Linked DNA regions of Homo sapiens: regions 2 and 3 are each linked to region 1. Evidence: read pairs that join two places in POLR2A ChIA-PET (ENCODE). Cell type or tissue: B cell. All regions are shown on one strand.

Region 1 (4,000 bases):
ATGGATTAGTTCCCTTGATAATGGGTTGGTATAAAGGCAGGATGCCCCTTGGGTTTTCTTTCTTTCCAAGTGTCTGCTTCCCCTTTGACCTTCTCTGCCATGATACAATGAAGCAGGAATACCTTTTCCAGAAACCAGCATCATGCCCTTGAACTTCCCAGCCTGGAGAACCATAAGCTAAATAAAATTCTTTTCTTTATAAATCACCCAGTCTCAGGTATTCTGCTATAGCAACGCAAAATGGACTAAAACAAATGGGGAGTAGAAGTATAAAGAATTGAAAGTCCATCCTTTACTGAGGAGGTACGTGACAATCCCTGGTCTCATTCCTTGGCCCTAAGGAGGTAACTAACTTCTAGAGAGTGCCTGAGGCCCCCAGCATTGCTCAGGATTCCCTCTGAGTATGCTGAGGCAGAGTATGGATCTTCCATTCACTGTGGCTTACTTTCCTGAATGTTCAGTGACACTGAGACTGTTCGGTGTCTCAACAGTGGTCAGCATTAATCCTTTGTTTTAGTGAAAGAAAGAATTTTCTCTTGTGTCTGACTTCAAATTAGAATTTTATTTTTTTTGTAAAGCAGCACAGTAAACTTCAAGTTTGTTAATAAATGTGGAGGCAAAGGAAGTCTTATACTTCTTTTTCATCAAGAAGGCAAAGCACCACCTATTCCTAGCTCCAACTTTAACACTAGTACAGAAAATAATGTTCCTCTAGGATATGGATTTTCATCTAAAACTTCATCCAGAAACTGACAGTCAAAAAGGACACTACAAACGCATTTCATTTTAAGAGAAGACAGTAGTTCACTGGGGATCTTTTCTTTCCCTCAGCAGGTATCTAGTTTCCAGCTACAAGAGTGTGCATTACTTACTGAAGAGTGTGTTTGAAAATATGAATAGAGATCATGACCAAAGCCTCCCAGGGGGTTTCTTCGGTCCAGCATAAGCCTGGATTTCTTCTACAATGTACTTAAGATTTTCCTGCTGACTACGTCTTTCTTTTCAAACTGCCATGACTTTAATAAAGAGGAAAGTGGATGCCATGTAGGGAAGTGGGCTAGACTCTTACACATAAAAACTCTCATGTTGTAACCACTTTATAAATTAAACTAAATTTAAAATTATTTCAGTAATAAACACACTTTGTGCCATCAGTATGCTTGGACATTTCACACATGTTACTTTATTTATTCTTCCAATAACCCTGCAAAGGAGTGCTAATATACTCATTTTAGAGATGAGGAAACTGAGTCTCAGAGAACTTAATATGCTCAAAGCAAACAACTAGTAGCTGATAGAGCTATTATAAAATCAAAATACAGATTTGACTCCTTGCCCCACATGCCACACCAACTCACTGTGATAGGTCCAAAATAAACCCACCTCAAGCCCAACCCTCCTTTAGAACCAGGAGGGTAATAGGAACTTGCAGTGTTCTAATATTGGACCACAGCCCAGCTACAGGATCAGTTTGCTTTCAGTGAAATGAAAACAGCCCTCAGTACTCATTAATGGGAGTGTTGGTAAACACAAACAATACCACACAACAGAGAAAGAGACTTTAGGATAAAAGCAAGCAGTGACTGACAAGGCTTACCAATTCTCTCTCACTATCTGTTTATCATTTATCAGGAACAAATGTTTGTTCACTGCCCTCTGTGTGCAGTGAATTTATTTCTCAGAATCAACAACTATTGCACCCATGCATACTTTGCACAAGCAAGTTATACTCAGATTACCAGCTCACAAGGACAGTGTTTACTTGCATGCAGAGGAGAGACCCTGCCGTAAAGTAGACACTGCTGAGACATAGTCCCTACCCATTCTCATAGGCCTAAGATGTTAACGGAAACAACGGGCTTTCATTCCAAGGATGCAAATGATGCAATTCAAGCCAAATATCCTGTGTCTTTTTACCAAAAAAAAAAAATCACTCTGACCAATTCCTCAAACCTGTCAAAAATTTAGATAAATAAACATCAAACTGTGGCCCAATAAGCAGACCCCATGTCACTTCACTAATTAATACCCAAAGGAGGAAATAGCATGCATAAATAGCTATCATCTATTTAGTCACTGGATCATATATGAAAAAGAGGTAACCTTATTCCAACATCATCATCATGGCAGGCTCTTCGCATCATTTTATCTGATCTTTGCAATATCCCTATAATAGAAGATACCATTTTTTGCTTCTTACAGATAAGGAAACCAAGCTTACAGAGGTGAAGCACATTTGAGGTCAGGAATTTAGAAGAGAAATGAATGAGGCTCAAACCCAGCTCTCTTCCTCTCCACCCCACACCAACATACATTCATCGTTCAGGTGCTACGTGTGAGCACAGTGCTGTGCCAACTCTGTGGTAAGCCTTGTAGGGAAGCAGAGGCAAGAATGAGGAAGACTCTTGAACATTAGTCACTCACATGGTGACTATTTTTTTTTTTTTTTTCTGAGACTGAGATTTGCTTTTGTCGCCCAGGCTGGAGTGCAATGGGGCGATCTCAGCTCATTACAACCTCCACCTCCCAGGTTCAAGTGATTCTCCTGCCTCAGCCTCCCAAGTAGCTGGGATTACAGGCATGTGCCACCATGCCCGGCTAATTTTTGTATTTTTAGTGGAGACGGGGTTTCACCATGTTGGTCAGGCTGGTGTCGAACTCCTGACCTCCAGTGATCTTCCCGCCTCAGCCTCCCAAAGTGCTGGGATTACAGGCGTGAGCCACCACGCCCAGCCCATGGTGACTTTAAAAAGCAATAAAAAGTCATTATGCACAGTGTTGTCCAGTAGCCTAATGTGGTGCTCAGGATCAAGTGAACCTGAGGGTTGGATGCTGGAAGCAGGAAGGTGCCCATCTTTTCCAAAGCAGCAGGCTTGTTCTTCTTCAACAGCTGTGTTAGTGTGCGTAAAAAGTAATAAATGCCTGACTCGCTCTGAGAGCCCAATATTCTCAGACAGGCAGGGCAACCACAAAGTGACTCTACTCCACAGCTCTGTGGTGAGATGGAAGGTAACTGCTGTTGCACTGCAGCCATTTCTGTGAAATGAGGTGACAGCACTGGAGAGCATGACAAGAACAATACGCGGATGAGCCTTTTACTGTGGTAGCAACTTTCATGCTGTCGTGTCAGTGCTACATGGTCAGGCTGCCTCTGTTGCCCCGGAGACAGGAATGGTAAGAATTCTCTTCATCATCAAATCATTAGCTGCCAGTAGCAGACACCCTGTCTCAGCTCCATGTCCTGTGCCTGTCATTCCTTCTAAAATGGTGTATGAGGAAAAGTAGAGATAGCTCAATATAGTGATTGCACATCCTAAAAACAGGATCTTTGAAAACATGGAGAGGTGCCACGAAATAATCCCTGAAGAGGTTTGAAAGGATGCACCCATTTCGAGAAGGGATAGAACGATTCCCCAGGTCATAACACAGTGTCCTATGATGATGGGAGGCAGGTCATTTCATCTTAGAAACAGAAAACCATTACATGCCAAGAGGGATGAGCAATGAAAGACAAAGGCCGTGAAGGAGCAGTGAAAAGCATCCTGGAATCACTTGGGGCTTTAAATTGCATGGATGGATCTTTTTAAAGTGAGTAGTAAGATAATAAAGTGATGCATAGGAAGACTTGACACCCTTCAACCCTGGTCTGATAAGCCAAAGGCTCACTTGGCTGTGAGCTAGCTGGGTTTAACAAAATGAAGGCCCTTAGATGCTAAGAAGATGTCTACATTCCTACTTTTAATCTTTTGAAGAGAGAGTGGGATTTGTACACAGCATGAGCAAGTTCTGTCTCATGCTATCTGATTTTGGAGTCTCTTGTAGGTCCATGCCTAATCCCAGAGACTGTAGTATTGGAGGATTACTCCCACTCAGATAAATCAGCCATGCCTCTCTCAGAGCTCCCACCAGAATCAAGTAGAACCCTTGGTAGGCCTGCTCGCTTATCAATACTCCTAGCTGGATTTTAGAATAGCCTTTGATGTGGCTGCAGATACCACAC
Region 2 (4,000 bases), 180 kb before region 1:
GCTTCTTTTCTTTATCACATCCAATTTATCAACAGATATATCTAGGAGCCAACCCTCCAAGCCATTGTCATCTCCCATGTGGATAACTGACGTAATCTATCTGGTCTGTTTCCACCCTTACTCCCTGTAATCTTTTATCAAGATGGCATTCAGTACAAATTTTTTTTAATGTAAGGCATGCCATGTCACTCCTCTGTTAAAACACTTTCCAGTGACTCAATATCTCTAGTAAATAAAAGTCAATCTATTTTTAGTGACCCAGCTACCTCCCTGACTTCATGTCCTACGAATCTCCTCCTTGTTAGTTTACAAATCCTGTAGGACTCTCTTTTGGCTTCTACTACATCTTCAAGGATGCCTTCACTGAAGGGCCTTTGCACTTGCTATTCTCTCTGGCTGGAATTTTCTTACTTCCCAAATCTACATGACTCACTCCCATTCTCTCATTTTCCTCAATTCTCTGCTCATTTGGCACCTTTTCAGTGAAATCTTACTTTATCACCTAATTAAAATAGTATCCTCATTTCTACCCTTGGCATTTCCAGTTATTTACCCTGCTTTATTGTTTTTCCCCGTAACAGTTACTGCTTTCCGATATACAATGTTAGTTTGTTTGTTTGTTGGCTATTATTATCCACATGAAGGCAGCTTTGTGATAACAGGGATTCTATAGGTTCCCCCTTCCCATCATTTGTCTTTATCCCCAATACCTAGAATAACATCTGATACATGGAATGTGCTTAAGAAAACATTTGTTAATTGAATAAATGAATGAATGTTCCTCTTAATTGATTATGGGAGACTAGGATATCAGTCATTTCTTCTAGCTCTGCAGCTAAATATACTAGTGTAGAGTAAGATTCTTATGGTTGTAAACTTGGCATGTTACATTTTATATCTTTAGACTACTTAGCAGATTCCATGGTTGAGTTACTTTTAGAGATTTTCTTTCTTTTCACGTTCAGACTTCTGCCTTTAAATATCATAAACTTAAATGAACACATAGACATCAGCAGCTTTAAACAGTTCTGTACGGATGCCCTCACAATAGTGGTCTAAGCAATTGTTTTGCTTTTAGCATAGCTGGCTCAGTAATTTCTATTTATGTTCCAAATGCCATTGAAAAGCCACTGAATATTACTCAAAGTATGCCAATATGAAAAATATCATCAACTGCCATTTTATTTCAAGCTGGGCTTCTGCACAGCAAACTGTTCCAAAGTTGGTGAAAACCAAAAATCCAAGTCACCTTAAACAGAAAGACAGATGTAAAACAGTGAGTAACTTTTTAAAACAGAAAACAAACTTAATGTGCTGTATATTCTTTTATTATTTTCTTAGCATTTTTTTGACCTGTTATTTGTATTGAGTTTTTTCTGTTATAGTGAAAACTGTTTTATTATTTCCACAGATAGTTTAGTAAGATATGAAAATCTCATTGTAGACTGCCATGGTTGGCTTATTTCTTCACTTATTCTCATGATGTCAAAGTTCAGGCTTTGGAATCAGGCTTGTTCATTTGGAATCTAAGCTCTTTGAATTTTCATCTCAGTAACATCAGACAAATTGCTCAACATCTCTAAGACACAGTTTTCTCATGTTTGAAATGGGAATAATAAGGTTGTCATGATGATAGAAATAAACAATTCCTATATAACACTCAATACATATTTACCAGTATTTCTGATGTTATTAATGGGTTCTCTTATGCTGTAGGAAGAGCTGTTTACCAGTAGTTCATAATTTGGAGCTGGATATATTATCTCCAAGATATAAACTTTTTGTTCACTTTCTAAACAAAACCCATTAATCTGAATATATGGATTCCCGCCCCCGCCCCCGCCCCCGCCCCCCCACCCCCAACCCGCCAAAGTGCAGTGCTTGCTCCTTTCTCTGAGTCATGGTCTGACATATTTCTTTGAACTTAAAAATTAAGTTTTTCATTTATATTACATTTGCTGGAAAGTTTGTTTTGTTTGCATAATATAATATTTATTTTAAGAGAAGACACTTATATTGTGAAAGCACTCTCTCCAGAACAATACACAACATATAGGATGATTCTGATGATAAAGGAATTAGACTACACATCAAGTAAGTTCATTTAAAATAATGAAGAAATTATAAGCAACAGAAAGTGTTCTACATATTCAACCAAAAGGATTTAAAAAGCAGATTGCTTACCACAAAAAGTAGAAAACAATAGACACAAATCTAAAATTAAGATAATTTAAATAGTTACAATAACTTTGTCTATAAAGATACAGATTGTAATTTTGTACTCCAGGTAGCATAAATCAATCCAAACTATATTTTAATTGATATTGTAAGAATTTTTTTTTATTATTATACTCTAAGTTTTAGGGTACATGTGCACAATGTGCAGGTTAGTTACATACGTATACATGTGCCATGCTGCTGTGCTGCACCCATTAACTCGTCATTTAGGATATTGTAAGAATTATAATCACACAAACCAGTTAGAAATCAAGTCTAACCTAAGCAAATTTAACCTCTTCAGGCCTTTATTACTATTGTTTGTAACCTCCATGTTTTCCTTTACCATTTTCTTCCATATTCAGCTTATAAATAATTAATTCCCTATACTCAGAAGTTGTATTTAAAACAAAACAACAAAAACACATTAATAACTAGCAGACATCAAAGATTTTAATAACCCAGACCAGCGAAGAATAAGAATCCAAAATAGCTTCGTTACAATAACAAACTGATATATTCTATTGTAACCTTTAGTTTGCTGTAGATGGATACTTCATTAAAAATAGATATTAGAGGTAAAGTTATGTATACAACACAGAGAAATGTAGTTGACTTTTCCAAATCTGGTAAAATGGATGTTTCCCCATCTTTAGGTGAAAAAAAAATTCTACTAATCAGAGACAAGAATATAAGATATAGAGCTTTGCAGAATAACACTCCAATCATGTTTGCTTCATGAATATATATTAGTGACTTCAAAATCTAGGGCATACACTGTCTTTTAAATGCATTTTAAAAAATGACATTAATGAAAAGAAGGAATTATGGGGAGGTAAGACCTTGTTCTGTCAAGTTTAGTACCTGTTCTAAAAACAATGATTCAGAGTTTTAAGCTAAAACTGTCTCTTCTAGTTAAAATACCCTTCTGACCAAATAGTGATGCAGAAAACTTTTAAAAGTCAAATGGAAATCAGCTTGGTAAAACATTCTTGGTGTTCTTAAGTGACTCTCCAACAAATATTTATCGAGCACCTCGTTGTGTCAATACCATGCTTTTGCAAATGGCTCAGTTAGTTATCATCAATAATAGTATTGTCTAGATTTTGAATAATAATAATATTACTAATAATACTACTAATAATATTCTTAAAGGGTCTAAAAGAACTTTCCTCAGTCTCTTTCTCGAATAATGTTTTTTCCATGTGGCAAAATGTTTCCTTCCCTGAGCTTTTTTTCGGGAACACAGATAATCATCATTGTTCCTTCCTTGAGTTTATAAACTAATGATTCTCTCCATTTGCTCCACCACTATTTAGCTCTCTGCTGGGCTAATCTAAGCATCAGAATCCTTGGTGGTTAATAAATGAGCATCTTAGAAAGAATTCCACTGGGAACATGGTATTCAAATCAGCCCTCCAGGGCATTTTGTTGCAGTGAATTCCCACAGGTACGTGGCGCAAGATGGGAACTTCTCTTGGGAAGGTTATTTATGTGCTCAGCCTGTCTATACAGAATTCAGGTATAGAATACCTGAAAACACTCAGAAGCAGCCGTCAACCCCCAGAAGGAACCATTTCCCCATGTATACAGTTGAGCAAGTGAAAGCCATTCTGTATGTAAGAAAAGTTGTCAAGGGGCAATATTGAGGTTTAATAGTGCTCTCTAAGTCACTTGAAAACCAAATCTTAAAAATGATGTAATGTATACATTTGGCCTTCATTAGTGTTGTATTAAGCAGGTAGGCATTATCTTGGTCTAACCATTAAGTACAAATGCTTAA
Region 3 (4,000 bases), 210 kb before region 1:
AGATTTATTGTGGGCTGGATTTGTTAGCTAACAGAACTTTCTCGGAACTGTATCAAAAAAAGACCCATAAGTGTTCATCTTTCACATCTATAGAGCTCAATAATGAATGATGTGGTGGGGGAGGGACAGCGGCAGGAATTTATCCAGGCAAATTCCTTTTAAACAATAAACACTTCATACACTATCAGGCTAATCTGAATAGATGACTAAAAATCCAGTGGTTGATAAATTATCAGCATGGCACCTGCATCTTATGCTTGAAAAACCTTGAGCAAACCCAGGGCTATACTTGTGGATTAATTGAGCATGCATAATTTACCACTGCAGTTTACGTAAGTGTAAGTATTTTTCTCATTCTGGTAAATAGGCATTTCCAGCTTCAGGAGAAAAATCAGAATGTTGCTGTACAAAGAAATGAGCCATCAGCCTATTTGGCTATTATAAGAAAAAAGAATCTCTGCTCTTGCCACCACTGCTTAGTTTTTAAATTGAAATGATTTTTCAAGTTTAATTTGCTTTTCTCCATTTATGTATATTTCTTTTTATTCATATTTATTGTCTTGCTTTTACTATTGTTTGTAATCAATACTGTTTTCTTAGTCTAATTTGATGCTACTTATTTGAATGATTTACAGAACGTTAATCTAGGAAAATACTTTCATTGCAGTTGTTTTATGTAGCCAAGGGTGAAAAGCAAATGCGTAGGGATTAAGAGTCACAGAAACACATCAAGGTTTGAATGGCTTGCTGCGTATTATCACCCATGCGCTTTTTAATTAGGTGTTAATACTAAGTCACTATTTTCTCATCTATTAAATGGAAGTAATACCTATCCCAAAAATTGTTCTATTACATGTTATAATGAATAAACAGCCTCATTTAAAGCCAGAAACATACTAGGTGGTCAATAAATGATATGTATCCTTGTAATTCTCTTATTAAAACAAAATTTATTTCATATATATCAGCTGTAAATTTTACATCCCTAGATTAGTAGTTTAAAAACATTTGTTGCTATAGGAGATTTTATTTAATTATTATTTTTGTTTTGTTTTGTTTTGGAGACAGAGTCTTGCTCTGTTGCCCAGGCTGGAGTACAGTGGTGTGATCTCCGCTCACTGCAAGCTCCGCCTCCTGGGTTCATGCCATTCTCCTGCCTCAGCCTCCTGAGTAGCTGGGACTACAGGCACCTGCCACCACGCCTGGCTAATTATTTTTGTATTTTTAATAGAGACGGGGTTTCACCGTGTTAGCCAGAATAGTCTCGATCTCCTGACCTTATGATGTGCCCACCTCGGCCTCCAAAAGTGCTGGGATTACAGGCTTGAGTTTATTTAATTATTAGTAGTAGGCTATACAATATAAAGTCAATATGAGAGTTTTATTCTCCTTGTTTAAGCAAAAAAAAAAAAAAAATGTCCTTGTGGGAAAGGAAAGCTTAAATGCAACTGTTTTTAAATGATACTATTATAAATATATTAATCCCTGTTTTACAATGGGGAAATACCTTTAAACCTCAATTGATGTAGTAGTCATAATCGTGAGTGGCTGGGTTTCCATTTGATTTTTCTCATCTACTCCTATTTCCTGTAATATAATATATACATTATAATTTTAAAAATGTGTTTTACCTATGCTTAATTTTTTATTGCGGTAGCTACTAATGCTGAAATCTTAAATTTTGCAATCTCAGAGCCCCTGTATAGTAAGTTATAAAAAATGTAAATATAATAGGAAAACTGACTACTTAAAGGAGCTTTTCAGTGAATCACACATAAAATCCAAGATCCTGTTTATAACAGAGGTTAAATTTATTTATATAGTAAATCTAATTTTTCATGATATACAACACCCATATGTAAATTGTAATAGCCATCGTACGCTTCCTTTCTTGGTGAGAACTACAGCTATCAGCCAGGCATCGGGTTATTCCTATAAAGACATGTCACATTATCTGCCACTTCTCTGTGGCTTTATTGATGTGGCTGTCACCCTAGAAACCCAGCGGATTCGGAGATGAGGCTGTCTTCCTACTTGATTTTTCACTAAAGTACATTTGAGGAGACCACTGTGAGGCTCTGGTGGAAGAAGCCGAAAGGGTAATTCTCCATAAGAATAGTTGTAACCTTCTGAGACTTTGTGTCTGCACTCATGCAATTGGTCATTTCCTGAATACTAAGTGGGACTTGTCGCACCATTAATCATGCCACAACAGCACCCTCAATCTTGCTTAGAAATAATCATTACTTAATTAGCTGGTCTTTTCTTTGTGTTTCTATCTCTTTCAGTCGTAAGTTTAAAATGAGGCTACAGAGTGATGAAAAGGAGAGAAACAAGCTAAGAAGATCATGTAATGGCTAGCACAGAGCTTGGAGTTAGATAGGCCAAGTTTCTCTACTACTGATGAGCTGTATCATGCAAAGTCATACAAGTTACTTAAAATACTTAAGACTCTGATTCTTCTTCTGTAAAGTGAGTATAATAACGTCTTTCAGTGTGTGTTAGTGAATTCTTGACAGACCTATGCTCGAAAACATGGACCTTCTCTTCAATTTTTGCCTTAATACTGTGAGTTTGGGTCCCAATCTTAGAACTTGACCTTTTCCCTCCCCTCCAGATAACATGATCAGCTTTTCTTTGTCGGGTTCCTGAATGTCAAACTTGTAATGCCAACCATTTGCCACATAAAGGAGAAGATCTCATTTACTCCTAACAAATGAGTTATCTTATAAAAAACAAAAACAAAAAACCAATATCAATGTCAAGTGAAGCAAATCTCAGCTGTGGGCTCCATCAGCTATCCAGACCTTGAGAAGCTTTGTGGTTCTCTGCTCAGTTAATATGTGTCTGACACCCACCTTTTCAAGTGAAGCCAGTGCAGTGAAGTCAGTCTGGTGCTGCACAGATGAGGTGAAAAGTGGATGGAGAGGCTCAGACTCACCAACTACAGTTGTTCCTTCATTTAGATAGTTGTAGAGTTCCCATAGAACTAGGAGTGGTCATTCAAAATGATCCCTTGCCACGGTAGTAGACTTTTTTCTTTTTTTCTTTTATTTTTTAGCAATCCTACTGCCAACATGCCATTCTATTTAAATGGAAAATGCCACTGTGTATACTATTATTGTAATAAGGTACCTTGTCTCCAAGTCAGAAGTTAAGAAAGAGAAATGAAAGTTTTCAGGCCTCTTGGCAGCTGGGGCTCAGTCCTGTGACCTTGCCTTTGTTAACCAGATCATTCTGTTTGGGGTCTTGACTCCTGAATGAGAATGGTGAGGATTCATTCATGATCACTTCGATGATGGCAGTGGCAGCATCATGTCACAATGCTATTGGGTTCACCTATGTAATACGATGTCTTCTCCAATTTCTAGAGGGAGTAGCAGGTGGTGAAGCCAGTTTTTGGTTTAGGAAAGTCTGGGATTTGTAGCTGCCTTTACAAATTTGGTGCTCAACAGACATGAGAGGTAACAAGGAGTTAATCTTACTAAGGAACTAAGATTACCTAGCGTACTTTCACTACCCACTTGTCCTCAGGTCTTCTGTGATTTAAGACAAGCATTTTTCATTGCTTTTGGCCACCAAGTAGAGTTCACTGAATCTATAATGACGATCACAATATAAGCGATTTTATTAACCTGTCGGTTACTATACAACTTTCTTATTCTGGTCACATCCCAAATCCAGGAGGGTGGTGAAAATGCAAGACTGTTCTTTATTCCCAAAGTACTGAATTTCACATCATTCTTTCATGAATGGGCACAGGTATACTTGTATGTATATCTGGCTTATAAATCCTTAAGAATGTTGGTGGTTTACTTCATCAGAGGTTTATTATTATTGATTGAAATGTAAAAGTTAGGCCGGGGGTGGTGGCTCATGCCTATAATCCCAGAACTTTTGGAGGCCAAGACAGGCGGATCATCTGAGGTCAGGAGTTCAAGACCAGCCCAGCCAACATGGTGAAACTCTGTCTCTACTAAAAGTACAAAAAAAAAAAAAA

Evidence for each region. Peaks named below come from ENCODE experiments on the same cell type or tissue, not always from the same donor. Only the 100,000 strongest peaks of a DNase experiment are listed, where the experiment ranks them.
Region 2: POLR2A ChIA-PET joins it to region 1 with 6 read pairs; 2 of 35 experiments call an interaction of 5 or more read pairs at or near these places.
Region 3: POLR2A ChIA-PET joins it to region 1 with 5 read pairs; 1 of 35 experiments calls an interaction of 5 or more read pairs at or near these places.

Annotation. Positions count from the first base shown.
Region 1 is chr1:107,452,629-107,456,628 of GRCh38, forward strand. The region is part of intron 7 of NTNG1 (netrin G1); the gene reads left to right. Among named protein-coding and RNA genes, the nearest start is that of NTNG1, 310 kb to the left of the region's middle. In B cell, no CTCF peak of the experiment used is centred here; a DNase peak (open chromatin) is centred at 2,336; H3K4me3 peaks cover 703 bases; H3K27ac peaks cover 2,279 bases.
Region 2 is chr1:107,268,867-107,272,866 of GRCh38, forward strand. The region is part of intron 2 of NTNG1 (netrin G1); the gene reads left to right. Among named protein-coding and RNA genes, the nearest start is that of NTNG1, 130 kb to the left of the region's middle. In B cell, no CTCF peak of the experiment used is centred here; no DNase peak of the experiment used is centred here.
Region 3 is chr1:107,245,009-107,249,008 of GRCh38, forward strand. All of the region lies in intron 2 of NTNG1 (netrin G1), which reads left to right. Among named protein-coding and RNA genes, the nearest start is that of NTNG1, 110 kb to the left of the region's middle. In B cell, no CTCF peak of the experiment used is centred here; DNase peaks (open chromatin) are centred at 2,153 and 3,333; H3K4me3 peaks cover 827 bases; H3K27ac peaks cover 2,266 bases.